Linked DNA regions of Mus musculus: region 2 is linked to region 1. Evidence: chromatin contacts called from ENCODE Hi-C or POLR2A ChIA-PET data. All regions are on one chromosome and are shown on one strand. The core of a region is the stretch at or near the end of the contact, and the rest is flanking DNA. Distances in the headings are between cores, read along the strand shown. Region 1 holds the start of Sash1 (SAM and SH3 domain containing 1). Region 2 has its middle 44 kb from the start of Sash1.

Region 1 (6,568 bases), core at 117-2,616:
GGCAGAGTGATGTCAGGTGTCTTTCTCTACCATACACCACCTTATTTTTTGAGACATGATCAATCTCTCCATGAACCTGGAGCTTACCAGCTGTCTGGAATGGCAGCCACTAAAGCCACGAAAATCCCGATGTCTCTACTTCCCAGCCTTATAGGCCCATACTGCTATGCTAGGGTTTTACTTCTTTTTACGTTTTGACATTGTGGGTGAGAGCTATTCACCCATTACTTAGACTGCTGTTCTCAATGTATGAAAGCTGAGAAAGAGATGAAGACACTTCAGAAGTAATTGTTCTATCCGGGGGACCCTCACTTCATCCCCTCTCCACTCCACCTCCTTAATAAGGGGCAGATTCCGTGGGTTTCTTTAGTTTCACAAAGTGAGCAGCCACAAAATCAAATAGGATAGGCACTGTCATCTCTTAGAAAAAATTTTTTGATTGGTTTTTAAAAGGAGGAGGAGGGGGAGAAGAGGGAAAAAGGACCTCTTCAGGGATATTTCCCTCTGGCATTTTCACTTGATTAACATATCGAGGCCTGAACTGTGCATGGGCTTAGCGGCCATAAAATTAACTTTTATTTTGAACATACCCCTTGCCTGTTTCTTCCACGTAAAACAAAACAAAACAAAACAAAACAAAACAAAACAAAACAAAACAAAACAAAACACACCCTTACAGCTCAGAGAGGGTCTCATTTAAGTATCCGAAAACCCTAGAAGTGCACAGCACTGCGGCCACTCGGGAGCCGAAACGCCCGGACTTACGACCCAAACAATGGCTCGTGACCAGGCGAGCTTTGTCACACTTTGTTTTCCAAGAAGCCTGACAGACAGGACTGTAATTCCAGGGGTTGTCACCATACGGACTCCTCTTAAACTCGAACTCAGCGAGCGGCTTAAAGATTAACTTTCTGCAGTTTCAGTGGCGGAAGGCGCGGGTGAATGGCGCGATTGGGGACTTGTGCAGGGCCCCGGGCCCGTGGCGCGGTGGCGCTTTCAAAAGGCGATTTGTTGGCCAGGCTGAGGCTCATTTCCATGCAAAGCGCCTGACATCAGAGCACCTTTTGTTGCTAAACGCTTTCTTGAGCCTGGAGGGGAGGGAGTCATGTGGAGTTGGAAGAGCTCATTCTAAAGAGAGGGGTCCAGGACTAATTAGCCCGGGTCCACAGGCGTCACTGTCCCCTGCCCAGCCCTGCACAAACTCTCCAGTAGAGGCGAGTGGTGTGCCACCCGGAGCCGGTCCCCGAAGCAGGACGCAGCACCCGTGCGGTGTGGCTCTTGTCTCCCTGGTCCCGTGAACTCCCCGCCGCAGCCAGTGTTGTGGACTCTGCTCCAGCTACCCTGTTGCTGCGCGGGGCCGGGCTAGGAAAAGTTTCTGGAGTTGTCAATCGCGGTCGCCCGGGATCGAGGTGCCAGTCCTGGCAGTGGTGCTCGTACCCAGCGGAGCCTGGGGCATGCGACGCGGGGGCGCGGCCCGGTGACGCCGCGGGCGGGGAACTTGCGCCCCGTCGGCCGACGCGCTGCTGCGAGCGGTGGGCAGCGCGGGGACCCGGACGCGGACGCACGGGGACGCGGCCATGGAGGAGGACGCGGGAGCTGCTAGCCCGGCGCCGGAGCCTGAGCCGGAGGTGGATCCCGCCCGGGAGCTGGAGCCCGAGGCCGGTGTCTCCGAGTCAATCTCCCGCCTCTGGACCGACGTGATGGGCATCCTGGTGAGCTACCTGGGGAGGCAGGCGGGGGAAGCGGGGCTCACCCCTCGCCCACCTATTGGTCACCCTTCTTCTTTCCGCTGTATTCTCTATATAGGGGTTGAAACTGTAATTTAGAAAAACCAAACCAAACCAAACCAACCAAACAAAAAAAAAAAACCCCTACTTGTCGGGTCACATCAGAGACACCTCTTGAACAATCGACTGTAATTAGGGACACCTGCTTAGAAAAGTTGGCGTGGAAAAAGCCAGAAAGAGTAGATGTAAATACTACTTGTAAATATTTGGCGAGTGGACTCCTCATGGCCTCTCGGTATTGATGTTTATCCGCACAGGGCTTGTCCTGTGCCCATGAGAGGAAAACAACCGTTTCCTTGTGCAGAACTACCACGGTGTTTACTTGCTCTGCCCTCAGCTCTTCTAGTTTGTAGAATTACAGGATATTTGTTTTATATGTTTGGCGCTGAGAACAATAAGGCATATATTGCTGAATCTGTGCTGATAAGGGGTTTTGAACTGCCGGGCGTGGTGGCGCACGCCTTTAATTCCAGCACCTGGGTGGCAGAGGCAGTCGAATTTCTGAGTTCGAGGCCAGCCTGGTCTACAGAGTGAGTTCCAGGACAGCCAGGACTACACAGAGAAAATCTGTCTCGAAAACAAAACAAAACAATCCCCCAAAAACAAAAACAAAACAAAAACAACAACAAAAAAAACCCAAAATCAAAAACAAAACAAAACAAAACAAACAAACAAAAAAACCCAAAAACCAAAACCAACCAACCAACCAAACCCCCCCAAAAGAGGTTTTGAACTGGCCAGTGGTTAAAACTGCCTATGGATTTATCTTAGTTCTGGAAAGTAGTTCTACTGAGGATGAAATTTTACCTTGGATGGATAGGGTGTTAGCCGTGTCTCTGGTGTTAGCCGTGTCTCTTTAGGAACGATATAGTTTTCTTCATAGTGGTTAAGGTCTTGGGCTTTGGAGCGAGTTAGTCTGGTTCAAATCCCTGCTCCCCAGGGTTTTAGCAGTGCCTCTTTGGGCACGATACAGTGTTTAGTTTTCTCCATAGTGGTTAAAGTCTTGGGCTTTGAAGTTAGTTAGCCTGGTTCAAATCCCTGCTCCCCAGTTGTCTGTCTACAATTACCATATCAAGGTCATTCACTCCTGACTCTCCAATTCACTTGAAAAACAGGAAGACATGTGTCTTGGGTTTTATGAGAGGCACTATGTCCATGTGTATGATGCACTCAGCATATTGCCAGATGAATGGTAGATGGTCAATGAATACAGCTCTGTATATATTTTTTCTTGCAAATAGAGCCTATGTCTCATCTTTTTGGACATCTTGAAGTTCAGTGTATCTCATTTTCCTGGGTTAAAGATTTCTGTCTGTGCTTTCAAATACATAATAAAAGACATATTTACCTACGTTAGAATTTTATGTATGTATGCTGTGTACGTAAGTCTTTTGGATTTAAAATCTGTTGCGTTTCCTAAACTTTTTCAGAGATACATACAATGCTCAGTTGAATTGCAGGAAATCAAGCGATTGTTTTGTGAGTGGTGACAGACAATCTTAAGTTTTAGACCGGCAGACACCTTATCTTGGTTCTTGCCCAGAAGCCACTCTGACTTTTCAGTCAGAGAATGCTGGTTTGATAGTATCTCCTGTTGCCATCCTTTAGGTGGGTGTGCCCTGGGTGGGTGGGTGGGGGAGGGGAGTGCTGGGAAAAGTGAAAGTCACACCGAGTGCTGTTTGGGGAGGAGGATTGGCAGGTCACCCTTTCTGAATATTTGCATCCCTTTCCCTGGCAGATTCCAGCCCTGTCGGGGTAGCTGTAGCTGAGTGTTCTTTGGCTGAGGTAAAAGAAGGGGTGGGGCCCTAGAAGATCAAACCTGGTATTCAAAGAGCAGATGAAAGAGAAAATAGATGTTTTCTTACTCAGCCTGGAGTTGAGTGTGAAGCAGGAGAGAACGTCAGTATGGTCCAGCCCTTCTCCTGTCCTTTATACAGTCTCCATTTCCTTTGGGACAAACGTTGGGCATTCGGTAGTAAAATGCAGAGAGGTAGACCTGGCTGCCCTGCCTCTGTACATACTAGTGGGAAGGTCCTATGTTATGAGGAGGGCTCTTGCTACCACTAGAGAGCTGCCTTCCACGTGTTTATTAAAACCTACATCTTTGGGGCAATATTTCAAGACACAGAGGTGACGTTTGGGTGGCTCCGTTTTTGTTGAAACATGAGGTACAGTTTCTTTTATTTTGTGTTTTTAATTATGGAAGTCTACAGTCATCTGAAGGGTTTGACTAATGGCCTGTACATTGTTGGTGACAATGTTTGATCTGACTCCAGACCATTGCCTATCACCCTAGTAGGTGAACACCTTTGTAGGTAGAAGAGCAGGACCCTATCTCTGAGAGTGCTGAACAATGAGAGCCCCCCCACCCCCACCCCCGTTCCTAACAGGGCCAAGGCAGGGGGAGGGTGGAATTTCTACGTTATAATCTAGGGAAGGCTGTGGCATGGCGTCATTAGTTAATTTATTAGCTCTAATTCAGTAAACAAGGTATGAATATTTGAGTTCACAAGAACACCTTTTTGCTTATAAATTAATTCAGTCAGTGCACAGATAAGCAGCAAATGGTTGCTTTCAGATAATTGTTAACAAAATACTTGCTGAGAGAATAATAAAACAGTTTAAACCATGGAAAGTAAGCAGTGATAGAATAAATATCACTAATAAGTCAATACAGAAATTGTAACTGAAGAGAGACTGTCTCATGGAAAGCTCTACTTCTCATTATCTGGAGAGTGGGGTCGGCCGGCATCTGAACCCAGTGTTCAGGTCCCAGTGCCTGGAATTAACTGGGTACTAAGAGCATAGTGTCAAAGTCAAAAAAGAACTGTGTACTTGTGAAGTACAGAAGTCTCATTAAAATATCCCTATAACAAGTTCCTTTTGAGGGTGCTAATGAATTCTGGTCCTGCAGAAGCTAACATTTGGGCAATTCCATCAGCCAAACCAAAATCCAGGCGCTTCTAAGGTAATAGCAAACTGTGAAATGTGTGTGAATCCTAAGCACAAACATGCCATTTCCCCGCCCCCCTTGGTATTACAGTGTGGCCAGGCCTAGATTTTCAAAGCATAGCACCTTTCCCTATGGCATGATTCAACAGATGTCTGCCCAGAAGTGCAGAATTATTCAAGTCCCATATAATTGTTTTCTATTTACCGTGGCTACCCTCAGGTTCTTGATTGGGGACAATACTTGGTTTTTTGGGTTTCTTTTTGTTTTTGTTTTTCGAGACAAGGTTTCTCTGTGTAGCCTTGACTGTTCTGGAACTCACTCTGTAGACCAGGCTGGCCTCGAACTCAGAAATCTGCCTGCCTCTGCCTCCCAAGTGCTGGGATTAAAGGTGTGTGCCACCACGCCTGGCCAATACTTGGTTTGAAGAGTGGGAATTGCCAAATTTATTTAAATGTGGTTTAGATATGAGAAGTTTTCTTCTCTTTTCTGGTTTATTTTATTTTTATATTTTATTTTTCTAGGACTGCTTAATCTTGTGGCAAATGGGAATGGTCATTTAGTTTTGGCCTCTAGTAACTGAGGACCTCTAAGGCTAAGCCAGGCTTCATAGCTACTAACTGGTAAGAAGTTTAATTAAATCCTTCTTGTTGCCAGGATCCTGCAAGGCACACCTCCCCCAACCCTGAGCTTCCTCTGTCCCCTGCAGACTCTGTAGTTTATCCCCAGTTCCTAGCACTGCACTGAAAATACCCATTGTGTGGAAAGGTCCCGAGTCTTAAGCAAGTTGTGGAAAACTGCAGAGTAGACAGGAATCCTCAGAGTTATTGTATTTAGATGTCTTGCTGCATACTTCAGTTTCGAAATAAAGCAGAACCCAGACCTTCAGTGAAAGGAGAAGAAGAAACTAAAGAATCCATTCCTGATTCTTTGTCAGGTCAAGTGTGGGGGAGGAGAGTTGTTAGTGAGATCCTGAGGGATTTTAGAAAGGTGACTCCTCAGGGAACAGTTAGTTCATTTACAAGTACCCTTGGGAGGTGTCTTGAGTTAAGCCTATCAGCTAATGATCTAATTAAATTTACACATTGGGATTTGAGAGTGGGGCCTGGAGGGGTGGCTCGCTGGGTAGCCTGCCGGCCTAGCCTGCCCCAAGGAATACCAACCACATCATCCCAGCCTGGTGTGATGGCCTACAGTCTTTCCGCCCAGCACTCCACTGGAGGCGGAAGCAGGAGGGGCCGGAAGCTCACGAGTGTCCCTCAGCTACAGGGACCTGAGGGCAGAGATGGGGCTGGGGTAGGCTGCAGTGGAGTACCTTGGCTTAAAAGTACTCTGACCTCGCTGGAATCTTTCCGTCTGTTGAAAGCCTGTGCCTTACCTGCGCAGGCTGGGAGGGTCCCCAGGTGAGTTTGGTTGATGACTTGGTCCAGGTAGTCCCGAAGGTTACTTGTCTTCCTGAGAAAACCAAGCCAAACCAAACCAAGCCACAAAGCCCAAACCAAGCCTTCAGAGTGAGAGGGGAAATTGCGTTTTCTCCTATAGGAGGCGCCTGTTCCCAGCTACCTCCGATCTTGGTCGCTTGCTGATTGGCTTTCATTGGCCATTCTCTGCCTTCTCTGGCCCTTTTGTTCCATCATAAGAACTGTCTCTCTTCTCTGTGGTTGGATGTGGCGACAGGGTAGAGGCAGCCCTTAGCAAGTGGGAGGATGGTGTTCCATTGCTAGACTGAGCCTGTGTGTACCTGATCCTGGATCCTTTCAGTAGATAAGAGCTGTTCCAACAAACCATGCTTGTGCCTGCATCCCGATTTGTCAGTGAAAAAGACAAGTCC
Region 2 (6,725 bases), core at 3,342-5,841, 43 kb before region 1:
TTAATCATCTTTCCAGTTCATAAAAGAGTTACATGCTCACATGTATAAAGATGGAAACTTTCAGGGGCTGGGTGCTTAGCTCACCAGAGCCTACGCAGCATGACCAAGACCCTGACTTTGGTCTTTGATCCCCAGCCTTGCAAAACAAACAAAAACTTGGACTCAAGAAAAAGCTGTAATTACAAACCCAGGGATACTTCCTACTTGCTGTATTTTCTTTTGCTCCTTTTTTTTTTTTTTTTCCTTCAGTCTTTTCCAGGACTTTGAAGTCTTGTTTTATGCATAATTTAATATTCTGATTTTCTATTTAAAATTTTATCAAATGTTCCTTGTACTACTAAAACCTCTTTGTAAGCATCTTTTTTGAAGTCTGTGTAATAGAAGTAACATAATTTCCCTAGTCCTTCTTCTTTGTTGTATCTTTAAAAGTTATTTCCAATTTGAAAAATTGCAAATAACGCTAGCGATGAACTTCCAGGTCCTCAATTCAGATTATTTCCTTCCAGTGCAGTCCCTGAAGTAGAGCCTCTCAGACAACTGACATGAACATGTTTAAGGCTAAGTAAACCTTTTTTTTCCAAGATGGGTTGTTGTAAAGTTTATTTAATATTTAATACTAGACTGTTTAGATTAGATGCGTAAATGGCCAAGTTCATGGCCAGAACACAACTTAGCAAAGATACCACATGCACAGGGAGAGCAGCTCTGGGCCTCCCAGAGCCACCTCTCTCCACTGGAAAGGAAGCTAGTCATCTAAACGTCTGTCCTCAGAGGGGGGTGGTGGTTGTTCTAAGGACTAGAATTTGAACACCCAGCCTTGTTCTTAGATGATAGGAGTTCTGGGGTGTAGCCCATTGTGAATGTTCTTGCCTACCATTTGCAAGCCCTGGGTTCTTTCCTCAGACCTGACAAAACAGAGAGATTCTCACCCAGCACTGAGTATGACCTCTGGGTATTACACACACACACACACACACACACACACACACACACACACACACAAGCCACTCATTCTCCAGAGTCGTATCAAGAGAACTCTACAAGGCTTTGCAAGAAACACATTTATATCACCCATGCTATTTATCCAAAAGCTATGAGAGGTTATATCTTTTTATCCTTCCCATAAATTTCCACACATTTCAAGGAGATCTATATGCAATGTCCGTGTGGGGTTTCATCAATGATGGTTCCATATATATGGTCCATGCATAGAGTTTCATTGATAGCTCCAATAAAAGATTTTGACCCTAGCTTTATTTTCATTTTTAAAGCATGTATGTATGTGCATGTGGTATTCCTATGTACAAGTACACTTTCACATGTGTGTGATACATGTAGGTATACACACCTGCACAGGTACAGATGTATGTGCATATGTATGTGGGTACAAGTTCAGACAGTAGAGGTTGCCACTGGGTGTCTGCTCTTGTCTCCACCTTAACATAGAGGCCAGAGCTCAGTGATTTAGTCAGTCTGGGTAGCCAGCTTGCTCTCCACATCCTGACACTGGGACTACAAATGGGCCACTGTACCCACCAAACTTCTATGTGGCTGCTGGAGAGTATGGTGCTCACCCTTACAGGACGAACTCTCGACAGGTTGAGCCATCTGCTCAGCCCCCGACTTGACTTTTAGGTGAAAATGAAATGTTCTGAGCATGTCAGGCTTGCAATCCTGGCCCGGCTTGTACTGTGCTCAACCACGTGATCAAAGCAGCTCTACCAATTCTCAGCACAGCCTTCAAAAAGTGAGGGTGGCCAGACGTCTGGACTTGAGATCTGGTGACCTGTAACAAGCAGGTGTCCCAGATTCTCCCTGAATTACCATAACCTCAAGCTGCCTGTGTGTGTTAGAGATTGAATAGGTCCTGTTTGTTAGAGTTGAAATTTGGCTTTGAGAGGAACTTTTGCACTACCTAGGCATAGACAGTGCTTGTTAACTTTCTTATATCATACATCAAGACTGAATCCTTCCTAAAGGATCGATCCTTGAACTAAAGGGTGTGTCTAGTTGATAAGTGTGCTTGCTTAGCAAGCAATAAAGATCCCCAGCACCACATGGTATTATATACCTGCAATACCAGCACCCTAGAGCTGTAGGCAGGACAATCAGAAGTTCAATGTAATCCTCTTTATGTAGCAATTTGAAGCCAGTATGGGATACATAAGTCCCTGTTTGGGCATCAGTAGTGGCAGTGTTGGCAGCGGTGGTGGTGGTAATCATCGTTGTCGTCATTGTTGTCATCATCGTCATGGTTGTAGTGAATATATCATTCCTCTAAAATGTTTCTCGGCATCATGGGATTAAAGACCTCTTTGTCTCTGCTTCATGCCCCCTTCTTTTAAAATTCTATATTAGTACCTAAAGCTGCTATAGAAAATCCATGGTCTGAATGACTTATGTCACAGGAATTTATTTTCCCTGTTCCAGAGGCTGCAAGTCTAAGATGACGTATCAACAGGATTGGTTATTTCTGGAGCCTTTCCTTTTGGCTTGGAGGAGGCCATTTTCTTCCTGTATGCTCATGTGTCATTCCCTACATATGACCATGTCCTAATGTCATGTTATAAAGTCACCATTCCCATTGACTTGAAATCCACTATGATGACCTCATTTGGACACAAGCACCCATTCTAAAACCCTCTCTCCACATCAACATATAAATCTAGAAGGGTACCCAATTCAGTCCATAGCAAAGCCCCAAGCTAACCAAGGATCTATAATCCAGTGAGGTACAAAGACTTGAACAGCAGACACAGAACTACAGCTCAGGTACTATGTCACCCAGTCCTCCACATGCCTCTGCCTATTACCTGGCTACTGTGTGTGTGTGTGTGTGTGTGTGTGTGTGTGTGTGTGTGTGTGTGTGTTGTCCCAAGAGCCTGCATACAAAGTCCAAAGAGTCACATCTGAGGTGAGATGAGAACAGAAGTTTGGCTTTTGTCCCAGCTCTCTGACAGTATCAGGATGAGACAGAGGGTCCTGGTCATTCCCCAGTTCCCTGAAGATACCTATGTAATACCCAAAGTAACCTTGAGGAGTCTTCATAGTGGCTTCTGGGGAACCAGAGAGGCAATGAAGGGTGCCAGTGTGATCCAGGTCCAGTGTGATCCAGGTCCAGGTTTACCTTCCCTCCACTACAGAGGATGGTATAGGCTGATGTCTCCTTAAAATCTTGGAAAATAAAGGACTTTGGTTACAAATCTTGAGTCTAGAGGCATGTCAGCATCAGGCCTTCTCCGATGATAGTTGTAACAGTGTTGGGGACCCCCAGACTTTCCCCTCTAAGTGTGAAGATGTTAGTGTCTCTGCCCCCTCAGCCACAACCTTCCTTGGAGAATCCCAAAAACATTCATCAGAAGTGAAGAATAGCTATTTGTTTTCACATGTGTATGTGTGTATATGCATGTATATGTGTGTGTGCATGTATATGGGTATATGCATGTACAGGCACTCTTGAGTCTACATGAGCTACAGTTCTCGTGTGGAGGTCAGAGTCTGTTCTTACCTTTCACCTTGTGAGTTCAGGATATCAAATTGAGGACTTAGCAACAAGCAAAATATCTACTACCTGTTGTAGTAGATATTTAATCTTAGTGAGTTTTTCTCCTCTCTCTTTGATCATTCAGTTCCCAGATAAAAAACACAAACCTTTATATTTATAATAAGCCTTCATCAGCACTAGAGCTGGACAGGTATTTATCCTTTAAACTATTAGAATCTACTTCCCCACTAATAACCCCATTACAACTTGTCATGTTCCATCTGGGCTGCTCTTCACTCCATTTGGCCAGCCCTCATGGCCATGTTTTCATGACTCACCTACTCAATGGCATCTTCCTCCTCCATTCTCTCTCTTCCCCTGTGGTCCTCCTCAAACCCCAAGCCCAGGAACCAAAACCCTGCCTATCTCTCTTCTGCCCAACTATAGGCTGCAGGCATCTTTATTTGCCAGTCGGGGAACAAAGTTACATAGCATTGTTTGGGTCTGCATGCAGTTTCTCTTTTGTCCTTGTCATGGGGGGGGGGGGGGGTCAGTATTTAACATTACAATACATAGCAAAAGACCGAACCTCAACAAGTGCCACTAAGCCATCCTGCCAATCCTGAATCTTGCCATTCAAGAATTCTCAACTTAACTCTGGAGGGAGCATATGTTGCTGCTGTCTATATTTATGACGATTTAATCTCAGGTCTGTTTGCCAAGCCGACGTTTACTGCATTTTCTGCTTTGTGTGCATACATGCATGTAATTAGTGTGTGTGTGTGTGTGTGTGTGTGTGTGTGTGTTTCCTCTGTTGTTTGTAACACCTCCCAATTGGGAATCATTTGTACATTTAGTTAATGAGCATTTAACACATTCTCTTTGATGAAGCTGTTAAGCCTGCGTTCCACACAGGCATTCCACCAGACATCTCCCCCTTGCAAGAGCCGTTTGTATTTACCTATTCTTAACTGCTCAGTGATGGTTTCTTATTTGTTGGCCCAGTAGGGAACTAACCTTTAGTCTTCTTGAGTTTTGTAAGAAAATGCCTACATCTGTATTCCAAGCAGCTCCACTCTGCTGGCAGGCTTTCATTTTCACCAAACAAAATGAACGGCAGGCAGAACAAACATTTCAGAGTCACCTTAACTGGCCCTGCCAGTGGCAGCCACATACAAACCAGAACTGTGGGCTTTTGCAAGAACAAATAGCAAATCTAACACCTGCGGGCTCCACCGTCAGCAAGGTTTCCTGGATTTAATTATGGCTTGATCTCTAGAAAAGGAATGTGTGTCAAGTGCGCTTTTCAATCACTTAGAGAAGGCAGAGTAGGCAGAAGAGTGGCCCTGGGATTTGCCCATAACATGAGCCCTGCTCCCTCCCTTACCACTAGCACATCCGGGAAACATAGACTGTTCCAAAAGGAAGACTTAACCAGAAGCAGCATACAGGGGCTTTAAAAGATCAGGTACTTAAAACTGAACATAATTGGAAATCTACAAGGAAGTAGAAGGAAAAGCTCCGGCCGAATATTCATCTTTACACAAAACAGGAGGCCATCTCTCGGCTAAAAACACCTTCTCACTTCATAAATCTGTGGGTGTGCACATACAGGGGCAGGCATGTGGGTGCCAGTGTATGAAGGACAAAGGATACCTTTTTGAAATTAGTTCTCAATTTATACCTTGTTTGAGCCTGAGTCTCTACAGCTGTGCATCCTTCTCCAGGCTAGCTGGCCCATGAGCTCTTGGCCAACACTCCTGGCTCTGCCCTTTCATCTTGGCACAGGAATGTTGTGCTGGGAGATACCACATGCAGTTTTTTAGGTAGGCTCCAGGGATTGAACTCATGTCATCAGGCTTGTGTGGCAAGTCATTTGACCTCTGACCCCCAGAACCACTATATTCATACTTGTCTGCTATATACCCATGGTCATTTTTCTCTGGAGTTCAAGAATATTTTAATTCTGCAGGTTTCTACTTCTCAGTAAACTGGATTTCAGTCTTCAAGCCAATATACAGACATACATGGAATGTGCATTCCTGAACAAGTGTACCCGAATGCACATCACATACACACACACAGACACACACACACACACACACACACACACACACACACACACCACTCAACTTTTGGTCTACTTTAAGGCCAGAAAAATGGGTCTTGCTAGCAGTTAGATTAACAGTGAACGTAGCACATTGACAAAATCGTCTGTAGCCAGGTATGGTTGCCAAACAAGACAGGGCACATAGAGTTTACCTTCTGATCTTTAGACTGCTAGGTAGTCAGTCAAAAGAAACTGCTGAGTCTCATGGAAGCACAATTTAAGGGCATCCCTGCCCACCTCACCCCCCTACCCGCACCTTTGGTTTTTACTACACCAAAGAAGGACAATGAGAAAAGAAGACAATGGGCAGTGTCAAGTTCTAGGGAGCATTCCTAGCCCAAGTCACCTAGCACATTGTGAGTGCATGATGAGAAATGGAAGGAACCTACCACTATTGGCTCAAGGTGGAGCAAGAGTGAAATCACCCTATGCAAACGTTGTGAGTTGGTCGTCCCTTGCTGAAGACTTGATTGACCCAAAACTCCCTGATTACAGATTACGTCACTGTCTCCAGAGCTGCCTCTCACTTCATTTTCTGTCATCGCTGTCCTTTTCTATGGCTTTGGGATAGAGTAGTAAGAGGGCAGACTCATCCCTTGTCTGTCTCCAGGCCTCAAGTGCATCTGTCTGAAGGAGGTTCTATGGGGAGCCTCAGATCTTCATGGTCACCAGTAGTGGCCTTTGTCATGGGAAAATCAGCTTCTTGATAAGACCAGTCAGCTTCAGAGATCTAGCTCTAGATTGCTGACACTAGCAAGGCTCTTGGATTTGGAAAACATGTGAAAAATAGAAACTAAGGCCAAGAGCAATGAGCTTTCCATTGTGTGTGTACACACACACATGTAAGTTACACCTGTCAAGCTAAGAAGACATCTGCTAGGAGTCAGTTCCTTTCTCCACCCCCCCCCCACCCCCTGCCCCAAATCTGGATCCCTGACATCAAACTTAGATCTTTACCCTTGATGGCAAATGTCCTCATCTACTGAGCTAGCTCACTGGCCCAAGGGCAATGAGCTGTATACAAGTACTCCATGGTTCAGTTCCGACACTGGGATGCTGCTTGTTAATATATTACCTGATGGTGATTTCAGATCTGTCCTGGCAGCATTCACATGTTAAACACAAGAACAA

What was found. Hi-C counts contacts between places; a loop is a spot of excess contacts on that map. ChIA-PET counts read pairs that join two places held with the same protein, here RNA polymerase II (POLR2A).
Region 2: a loop to region 1 is called in a map of left cerebral cortex, with 2.0 times the contacts of the local background. The contact joins the enhancer-like site here to the promoter of Sash1 in region 1. A Hi-C loop is called at or near these places in 2 of 37 maps with a recorded cell type or tissue (heart and left cerebral cortex). POLR2A ChIA-PET finds 5 or more read pairs at or near these places in 3 of 5 experiments (Patski and embryonic stem cell).

The regions. Positions count from the first base shown.
Region 1 is chr10:8,880,868-8,887,435 of GRCm38, reverse strand. Sash1 (SAM and SH3 domain containing 1) reads left to right here and starts at 1,366. Exons shown (of 20, transcript NM_175155.4): 1 at 1,366-1,712. The coding sequence starts at 1,578.
Region 2 is chr10:8,927,033-8,933,757 of GRCm38, reverse strand. It overlaps a transcript of Sash1 not described here. Among named protein-coding and RNA genes, the nearest start is that of Sash1, 44 kb to the right of the region's middle. Within about 2 kb of position 4,591, at least 1 of the 3 ENCODE cell types and tissues checked has a DNase peak (open chromatin) inside an H3K27ac peak, as active enhancers do; it is left cerebral cortex, where a contact is called at or near this core.